2 separate regions of the Homo sapiens genome follow, and region 2 is linked to region 1. A link is a loop called in an ENCODE intact Hi-C map of the cell type or tissue named here. Cell type or tissue: heart right ventricle. All regions are shown on one strand. Each heading gives the region's core, and the rest is flanking DNA. Links, peaks and the distances in the headings are about the cores only.

What was found. Hi-C counts contacts between places; a loop is a spot of excess contacts. Peaks named below come from ENCODE experiments on the same cell type or tissue, not always from the same donor. Only the 100,000 strongest peaks of a DNase experiment are listed, where the experiment ranks them.
Region 2: it touches region 1 in a loop (2.3-fold over the local background); 3 of 110 quality-filtered maps call a loop at or near these places.

The regions. Positions count from the first base shown.
Region 1 is chr2:100,609,090-100,616,522 of GRCh38, forward strand. It overlaps LINC01849 (long intergenic non-protein coding RNA 1849), which reads left to right. Exons shown (of 3, transcript NR_146956.1): 3 at 1-269. Among named protein-coding and RNA genes, the nearest start is that of LINC01849, 9.1 kb to the left of the region's middle. In heart right ventricle, for the core only: CTCF peaks have their summits at 1,388 and 1,592; a DNase peak (open chromatin) is centred at 1,402.
Region 2 is chr2:100,902,689-100,905,188 of GRCh38, forward strand. NPAS2 (neuronal PAS domain protein 2) reads left to right here. Exons shown (of 21, transcript NM_002518.4): 2 at 2,045-2,098. The coding sequence starts at 2,067. Among named protein-coding and RNA genes, the nearest start is that of NPAS2-AS1, 73 kb to the right of the region's middle. RefSeq lists enhancers at 1-892, 599-1,121. In heart right ventricle, for the core only: no CTCF peak of the experiment used is centred there; DNase peaks (open chromatin) are centred at 383 and 1,303; H3K27ac peaks cover 2,500 bases.

The sequences.
Region 1 (7,433 bases), core at 1-2,500:
TCATTGCCCCACAGTGGGAACAATAATAATATGCACCTTCTAGGTACCCAAAAGCACAAGAGACAGTGAACGGAAAGTGCTTGGAAGCCCCGTGCCCAGGTGGTGCTGGCCCCAGCTGAACTGCGGGGATAGATGTTGAGTGTCCAGGTTCTAGCATCATAGAACAGAATCCGGCCTGTTGGGAAATCCTGCCTACAAGTATACCTCCATTAATTAGTGTCTTCTGTGAACATTTTTATTAAAAAAAGAAGAAAAGCTTCTCAACCCAAGCCCAAGGGCATGTCCTGATTTGTTGAAAGTAGTTGTAAGACCATTTCATTATTCACTCTACTTTTTCATATGTTGGAAATGTTTTATAAGAATAAATACAATAATATCAGGCTGTGTGCGGTGGCTCATGCCTGTAATCCTAGCACTTTGGCAGGCTGGCCAACATCATGAAAGCCTGTCTCTACTAAAAATACAAAAAATTAACTGGCATGGTGGCGCGCACCTGTAATCCCAGCTACTCGGGAGGCTGAGGCACAAGAATTGCTTGAGCTGGGGAGGCGCAGGTTTCAGTGAGCTGAGATTGTGTCACTGCACTCCATCCAGGCTGGGAGACAGAGTGAGACCTTGTCTCAAAGAAAAAAAAAAAGAAATACAAAGATATCAGCTTAAAACAAAAGAACTCATTTGAAATTTGCCAGTCTTTTAAATTTTGTTTTCTTTTTTTAATACTATTTGTTTTTGAGAGTCTCACTATGTTGCCCAGGCTGTTCTCAAACTCCTAGGCTCAGGTTCCTCCCATCTCAGCCTGTGGAGTATCTGGGATTACAGGCACATCCCGCTGCACCCAGCTTCCTTTCCTTATAAGTTCAATGAAACCGAATTGTATGCTTTTGCTTTTTAAAAAGCTGTGCACAAAAATGTCATTTTATATATTAATAATTATTTCCCTAAATCTATTCTTTTGCGTATAGGTTTGGAGAACCTCTGGAATGATACTCCCAAAATATTATTTTTTAAGAAATTATTTTTGGGTGGTGGCCTATTGGGTAAATTTTTCCTGAACTTTCTATTTTGTATTCTTGTCATTATTTGGATAGTTTTACAGAAACAAAAGTTGTATTCTGTGAACACAGAGGGAGAAAGAGAAATAATAAAATTATTTCCCCTTCCACTGAGCTGTATGCAGCAAGAGTTTGGGGGCAGTGAGGTCCCGGGGTCGGTGGAAAGAGGGGACAGGGAGCCACAGGGCGGGTGCTGAGGTGGACACAGCCTTGGGGAGCACATTGCCTACTCAGTCCATGCCCCCATCACACCCTTTGCCTGCAACGCGCCTCCAGCTCTGGAACTCATCCTCCACTAACCCGGCACCCACAGGCCAAGCTGTCACGCAAGGAAGCGGCCACGCGAGGGCGTGATCTACCAGGGATCCGTGCCTGGGTCTGTGCATCCTCCCTTCTGCAGCCAGAAGAAACCCCTTTGAAGAAGCGGGTGGATGACAAGCTTGCAATACACCGGGGAGGGGAGCAGCATCCCCAGAGGCTTTTCCATGCACCCTCTTTCTGAGCAGCTCTGGATACCCTGGGTCAGCTCCCACACAAATTGCTCATAACTCATTAGTCACCCTTAAAATTAATCTCTCCAACAGTGACATCCTGTACTCAGGCGGTGTCTTAACCCCCTGAAAATGCCTTCGTGGCAATGTCCCTGTGGCATAAGCATGCCCCATTTTGCAAGGGAGGGAATTAAATTTCAGAGAAGTTAAGCGATCCAGGGAATTTCAGTAGCAGAAATAAGTCTAGAACGGAGATTACCCAACTTGACTCAAATGGCAAAACGTTTGTCATGGGGAATTTAATTCTTTAAACCTTTTCGTTGCTTTATCTCCTTGCTTGGAATATTCACCATCCATGTGCCCACTAAATCCTGACTGCTCTGAGACCACGTTCTTCATGCCAGTCTTATCTCCCGTGCCTCCTGGGCTTAGGAATCTGATGAGCCTGAGTGTGGATCTGGGTCCTGCCCCCTGACTGTGTGGGGTTACCCGGATTCCCTGAACTTCGGTCTCCCCTCATGGAAAATGGGGATGGTATGCCTTCCTACATGAAGGCGATCTCAATATAGTTACCAGCTGGCGACTATACAGGCAGTTGTCAGTCAGCCTGTGGGACACATGGGTGGCTGGATCAGTCTGGCAGGAGCAGGTGGAGAGAATTACCAGGTGATATGCTGACCCCACGAGGACCAAGGACCGCACTGCTCAAGCCTTCACCTGCCACTTGGCATTAAAGCCTCTTTACCCTTGTCTCCCCAACCGGACAATACATTCCTAGGTGGGAGGGCCCCTGCCTTTCACTGCTGCTGTCTTGGAGCTAGGCAATGTAATTTCATGTATCAGATGACGGCTGTCAAGCACTAAGTTTTGTTTGTTCCTTCTGCTGTCTCCTAAGTTCACAAATAAACAACAGCCCTGAGAATCCTCATGGCGGCTTTGGAACCTCGAGCATCATAAAGTATATTCGGGAGTCCGGAGGGCCTTGGCTCCCTTGTGCTGGCAGGGCAGAATGAAGCTGGGTGCATTGTGTGTGCCCCACCAGCACAAGCGCTAGCATTTGTCTCAATGCCGGGGATTCCTGGAGCACCCGCTGTTCTCTAGACGCCCCCTTTACCATGGCAACATCTCTGGGCCGTCGCGTGTGTGGAGGACTTTTTTTGACCATGACAGCTAATTCTGAGTCTTGTTACCTCCATGCGTGGAGGAAGGCACAGGCCCCGCTGTATGGAGGGCAGCCCCCTCTGCCCCAAGGTGGGGAGCCCAGGCTGAAAGTTCACACTGCCGAGGTGGGAGTCTTGTTTAGAAGGTAAGAAAAGTGGCCAGGCCCGGTGGCTCATGCCTGCAATCCCAGAACTTTGGGACGCCAAGGCAGATGGATCACCTGAGATCAGGAGTTCGAGACCAGTCTGGCCAATATGGTGAAACCCTGTCTCTATTAAAAATACAAAAATTAGCTGGGTGTGGTGGCTCACACCTGTAATCCCAACTACCTGGGAGGCTGAGGCAGGAGAATCGCTTAAACCTGGGAGGTGGAGGTTGCAGTGAGCCGAGATCGTGCCACTGCACTCCAGCCTGAGTGACAGAGTGAGATCCTGTCTCAAAAAAAAAAAAAAAAAAAAAAAAAAAAGCAGAAGAAGAGAAGAAGAAAAAGAAAAAAGAAAAGCCCGTGGGCTTTGGACACAGGGCCTGGGGGATGCCCGTTTCATCTCCACAGCAGCTCCTAGAAGACGGAAACACTTGATGAGGCAGGGAAGGTGGCCGAGGCGTGGGATCTGCCCATTCTTCAGGTATTTAGATGGCACCGAGCCACCCCTCTGGGCCTGTGCCCTCATGAGGGCTGTGCTGGGAGGGAGGCTGGGGCTGGAAGCCGGGGTTCCCCACCTGGCAATGGGAGAGGGTCTGGCTGAAGCCAAGACCCATTGAGGCTGTAGGGTCCTGTGCACCAGATGGTTGGGAAAGGGGTGAGGCTGGTTGGGGAGGAGGCCTTCACCCCACAGCCAGGAAGCTCTGTGGGGGAGGACACAGATGTAGATGTAAGAGCCTGTGAATGCTGTGGCCCGGGCTCCCCTGGACTCTGAATATCCGCCTCCTGCAGGCCCAGGGGACCAGGACAATCTTCCCGCCTGCACAGGTTGAGGACAGAGGCTCAGAAAGGTGCAGTGGCTTGCCCAAGGTTGCACCGGGTTACCAGTGCTGGAAACCAAGTCTCCTCACCACCTTCCCAGCCACTCCCCTTTCTACCATAGCTTGGTGCCCACTGCTCCCTACCCTGCCCCTTTTCCCGCCCTCCTCATGCCCCATGGCCTCTGTAGGTACTGTACTGGAAGCCCAGCACTTTCTAGCCTGGGGCCAGATGGCTGCAAGGCAGGCAGTGGGTGTGGGGGCTGAGGCCTGTGGTGCTGGGCCCGCCAGCCCTGGGGGAAATCCTGGGACAGCCTTCCTGCAGGAAGCCTACTGCTTCTCCTGGTGGTCTTAGAATCAAACTTTCTATAGAGGGGCTTGGGAAGCCATTTTGTGCAAACTCCCTCTCAACACATAGTAAAAAGCCATACGTGGCCGGGCATGGTGGCTCATGCCTCTAATCCCAGCACTTTGGGAGGATCACCTGAGGTCAGGAGTTCGAGACCAGCCTGACCAACATGATGAAACCCCATCTCTACTAAAAATACAAAAATTAGCTGGGCATGGTGGCAGGTGCCTGTAATCCCAGCTATTTAAGAGGTTAAGGCAGGATAATTGCTTGAACCCGGGAGGTGGAGTTTGCAGTGAGCCGAGATCTCACCAATGCACTCCAGCCTGGGCAACAAGAGTGAAACTTCGTCTCAAAAAAAAAAAAAAAAAGTTGCACATGATCAGAGCCCAGAAGATCCATTCTGAGCACTTCCAGCAACAAGGGGACCAGGTAAGCGCACCCAAACCAGAGCCTTTGCTTGTGAGAAACTCCTCAGGTGGAACCTATCCCTCAATCACTCCCCACCCCTTCCCACCCTTCTGCCTCTCTGTGCCTTCCCAGGAGGGGCCACATCCTCCTGATGGCCCAGGAGTCTGAGTCCTGTCCTGGGGTCCTTGGCTCCTCGCCAGCCCCACACCTCCAAACCCACTCCATCCTCAGTTCTTCCCAGTTTAATGCTGGTTCTTTCTTTCTTTCTCTCTTTCTTTCTTCCTTTCTTTCTCTCTTTCTTTTCTTTCTTTTTCTTTCTTTCCTTCCTTCCTTCCCCTTTCTTCCTTCTTCCTTCCTTTCTTCCCCTTTCTTCCTTCTTCCTTCTTCCTTCCTTTCTCTCTTCCTTCCTTGCTTCCTTTCTTCCCCTTCCTCCCTCCCTCCTTTCCTCTTTCCCTCCTTCTCCCTTCCTTCCTTTCTTCCCGTTCCTCCCTCCCTCCTTTCCTCCTTCCTTCCTTCCTTCCCCTTCATCTCTCTCTTTCCCTTTGTTTCTTTCTTTGTTTCTTTCTTTCTTTCTTTGTTTCTTTCTTTCTTTCCTTCTTTCTTTCTTTCTTTCATCTCTCTCTCCCCTCCCTCCCTCCCATCCTTCCTTCCTTCCTTCCTTCCTTCCTTCCTTCCTTCCTTCCTTCCTTCCTTTTGATGGAGTCTCACTCTGTTGCCCAGGCTGGAGTGTGGAGGTGCAATCTCAGCTCACTGCAACCTCTGCCTCCCAGGTTCAAGCGATTCTCCTGCCTCAGCCTCCCGAGTAGATGGGACTACAGGCACGAACCATCACATCCAGCTAATTTTTGTATTTTTAGTAGAGACGAGGTTTTGCCATGTTGGCCAGGCTGTTCTCAAACTCCTAACCTCAGGTGATCTGCCCACCCCTGTCTCCCAAAGTGCTGGGATTACAGGCGTGAGCCACTGAGCCTGGCCTACTGCTGGTTTTCTAATTGCCTTCCTGCTTCCAGTTTTGTCCCCTTGCAATAGATTCTTAGCAGGCCACACAGTGATGGCTCTAAAGTACAAGCCCAATTACATCAAGCTCATGCTCCTTTTGGCCTTGGGCCCCAGGGCCTGTTCTCTGGAAAGTTCCTGCCCCTGCACTTAGCACTAATGGCCTGCACTGGTTGCGTGCCTCACAGGGCTTGGTCCTGGGCTGCGTGCTGCTCTGTCCCACCCCAGCAGGGAGGCCCTGGAGGGCAGGAGTCCTTCTCGTCGTGTGCAGAGTAGGTGCTCAACAATGTTACCCAGAGGAGGGCGGGATGAGCATGAGGACTAGGGGCGAGTTCGTCCATGCAATCCCAGCCTGGTCCCGGGTGCCTCGGCACATGTGAGGCCGGGGGCTCCTATGGTGTTCCACAGGCTTCTCTGGCCATTTGATGTGGGGTCTGTGCCTCTTCCCCTCAATGTGCCCTCAGTGGAGCAGGCTGTCCTGCCACTGTCTCAGGTACACATTGTGTACTTCGGGCACGTGAGAGGGAGTGAAGAGGGGACAAAGAACTTCCACGCTCTGGCTTTCTAGTCCCCGAGGATTTCCCATCATCCGGAGAGTCCGGGTCCTCACGGCCTCAGATGGCTTTCAGGAGCCCCTGGCAACTTTTGCCTTTATGGGCCCTTCTTCTATAAAACATGATTAAAAATTCCACTTTATGACAGAGTTGGTATAAAGATGAATATAATCATCTTTATTAATAAAATACAATTTATTATTTTGTATTCATTATCGTGATGTTCATTTTTTATTCTTAATTGAAGCAAATTAAAATGAAAACATTTCTGTGAGCCCCTCATAGCACCGTAGTCCCCAGGCTCTGTGCCTCCAGAGGTCTTGGGAGTGGCATCTTCTGAGCATCTTCAGAGCTGCCCCTTCATGGAGGGGATCACTCTTCCCTGGAAGTGGAAGGGCGGGCAGAAGACCTCCTATGGCTCAGAGCACAGAGTCAGAGGAAGCAAAGGCAGGCTTTGCAGGATGTGTGTGGGTACGTAATGGCAACCTGAAAGCACAGAGACACGCAGGTATCCTGAGACCTCCCCCACACCTCCCCAGGAACCTGTGCATGGTATGTTCATGTTTCTATCCTCTGCCTGGAGAGTGATCACTCCATCTCTCTCTCTCTGTCCTTCAGGCAGTCACCCATGCCGGGGCAGCAAACACTGCCCTGCGTCTTCTGCTGATGCTCTCAAAAGCAGCGTGTGACAAGCCATGACTCACTTATCAGCACCAGTCATGGAGATCCAGTCACAATTATGGAAAGGAGCTAAGGGTGACAGCTGCTTTAAATACCCTCTGGAATAAAGCAGGGTGCGGGGTTGGGGGACAAGATTATATCGAAGGGTTAGTTCTTAGAGAAGACACTGCTTTTTGAAACGGACATTTGGAATGAAATAAAAGCAGGTGTCAACTTTGTGTACTCCAGAGTTACAGCCATAATCATGCAGTGTTCTGGCTTTTCTCCCTGGGCAGGGGAGGAGCCTGCCATCACCTACCCATCACATCTCTTCTGAGCACAAATGATGCGTGCAGGGCATGGGGCCATGTCCCTGGTGGAGCTGGACAGCCTGGAAGTCAGAATCCTGGTGAGCTCCTTGCTTTGTCAATGGTTAAGCTGTGACACTCTGGCACCCTCACCGCCCCCAACCCCCACCCCATTTCAGATGCAGACTAACATTGGTATAAAGAGAACTTCCCAGGCCCAGTGCAGTGTCTCACGCCTGTAATTCCAGCACTTTGGGAGGCCGAGGCGGGTGGGTCATTTGAAGTCAGGAGTTCGAGATCAGCCTGGCCAACATGGTGAAACCCCATCTCTACTAAGAATACAAAAAAAAAAAAATTAGTTGGGTGTGGTGACACATGCCTGTAGTCCCAGCTACTCGGGAGGCTGAGGCAAGAGAACTGCTTGAACCCAGGAGGTGGAGGTTACAGTGAGCCAAGATCACGCCACTGCACTCCAGCCTGGGCAACAGAGT
Region 2 (2,500 bases), core at 1-2,500, 290 kb after region 1:
GTGGTTAAGATGGTAAATTTCTGAGGTGTATTTTATCACAATTTTTTAAGTGAAAAAATAACATGGTAGACAACAGAGGTGACAAAATAGTAAAAATATCAGCACGGAGCTTCTGTGACAGGTGCAATGGGAACTCAGCTTAGAGGCCCTCTCCTCACACTGGGTGCAGCTCAGCTGAATGGCTTAGTCGGGTCAAGTGAGAGGAACGGGGCAGGGAAATGAGAGGGATGCTGAAGAAGAGGAAATGGGTGTAGAGCATCCAGGTTTTATAGATTCAGGAAATGTCTGCGGGATAAACATACAAATCACAGAAGATGTGGTTGATAAAGAAGAGCTATTAGTCATTTTTAGATGTTTAGTTTATGACTCAGCAACCCTGGTCATCCAAACAGGATCCCAGGAGCTCAGGAGAGTGGACTGAGGAGCAGCAGCCAGCCCTCCTGTGGACAAGCTCTGTCCAGGGGCCCCTGGTAAAGAACACAGCGTGGCCGGGTCCTTGCTCATGCCCTGGGGCTTTGATCAGCCACCATTCTCCTTGGAAGCACAGGCTTGGGGTAGGGCATCATTCAATGAATTGACATAAAACTTTGAACAGATTCCATCTGGAAAACATTAAGCACAGGCCTGTTTGCAGATGTGTTAACGCTGACTCAATTGTAATACAGGCTTTAACTTCTAAGCAGCATTTCTTGCTAGTCCATTGTGGAATATGCCTGCTGTTGACTGCATGGGCATTATGTGAACAGGGGCTGTGGCTGCAGAATTCATCTTTGCTTTGGCTCAGACCCATGTTTGTGTACGTAGGTGACCAAAATCACAAAACTAAATGAGCTCAGAGAAAGATTGATTGGCTCCATTGAAAATTTTTATCTGAAACTTTATATTTCAAGAGTAATTGGTGGTGCATTTGCGAAGTGCTGGTTTGGGAGTTCCGACTGAAGACCCTGTGTGTTGAGCGTAGAAGCGGGTGGGCAGTGGTGATTCAGCTTCTCCATGGTCCCCACCTTTACCTCGATCACACTTTGCCCTCCCAGCCACCGCAGCCTTCAGCCTCCCACTCCCACAGCTGGCATTGGCCTCATGAGTGCCCTGAGAACGGTTCTGCTTGATGTGCTGACTTGGGGGGCGCACCCCAGACAGGTGGGGCTCTGGGAAATGTGTGAATGAAGAAAGGAGCCAGGGCTATGCAGCTCTGAGGGGTGGAGGGAACCCAGGCCTGCGTGTGGTAGGAGAGGAAGCTGGATCTGTGGGCCTGAGAAGCATCAAGCCAGTGGCCTGGGAGAGTAGAGGCTCCGGTGTTGAGGAAGAACATTCCTGGATTGTTACGTAATCTTTCACATCTGTGCACCTTCGCTGTCTCAAGGAGAGTAAACGCCCTAAGGGAGGAACTGCGGATTACACTCCTTTGGGGCTGATTCTTCCAGGCCACTTGTCAGAGGAGCTTGTGTGGTTTGAATGGACAGATAAACACTCTCCTTTAGGATGTCATAGGCCACTGGGGTCCTGCAAGCAGGAGTGAACAAGGCCCGCTGTGGTGTCGCTAACGGATCCCAGGCAGGCACTGGGAGGTGCGTGCGACCTAAGGCTTGAGAGGAACAGATGCTGCTTCACTGAGCAGGTCTGGACAGCACTTCTCAAAGTGTGGTCTGAAGACCCTTGGGGTCCTTGAGGTCAAGACATTTTTTCAAAATATAATTAACTCGTTATTTGCTCCTTTTAAAAGAGCTCTCCTTGTCTCATGAGTGTACACGACATAATTGTTCTGACTTTTCCAGAAGTTACTTGACATCTGATGACTTCATTGCTCCGATGCCCAATGAAAGAGTGCCTGTGCATTTAAACATTTCTCAGCCTTAACCCACATACACAGAAGTGCTTTGGAGACCTCAGTCCATTTTGAGAGTGTAAAGGGGTGCCAGGACCAACAAGTTTGAGAACCACTGGGCTAAGACCAAAATGACAACAACCTGAAAGACTTTTAAGAAAGATGTAGAAGCAGACAGTAATTATCCATTCTTTTTAATTTTTTTTTTTTTTTTTGCAGGAAAAACTGCATAGAAAATCTAATGGATGAAGATGAGAAAGACAGAGCCAAGAGGTAAGATGCAGCTGTCCCCCTGCTCAGCAGAGCTCTCTGGCCCCCGGGGGTCTGCCTGGCAGAATCTCGCTGGCTTTCACTCTGTGCAGGTGAGGCCACCAGCAAGATAGGCAGCTGTAGGACACACTCTCTGTGACATATTGCAGTGCTCCATGAGAAACCTTCTAGAGAGCTCACTCAGCCCTGCCCCTCACTGTGAAATGACACATTGTCTAGGACTGGCTGAGTGGTCTGGGTTTTTGTCATGCTCCTGTGTACCCCTGTTGACACTGGTCATCTTTCAGGGCTTCTGGTTACTGCTTTTCCAGGACAGACACTGCTTGACAAGTCAGGCTGACTGGAGCCCAGCAGGCCTGGATTCAAGTCCTAACTCAGTTGCTGGGGCTCTGTCTGGCTTTGGAT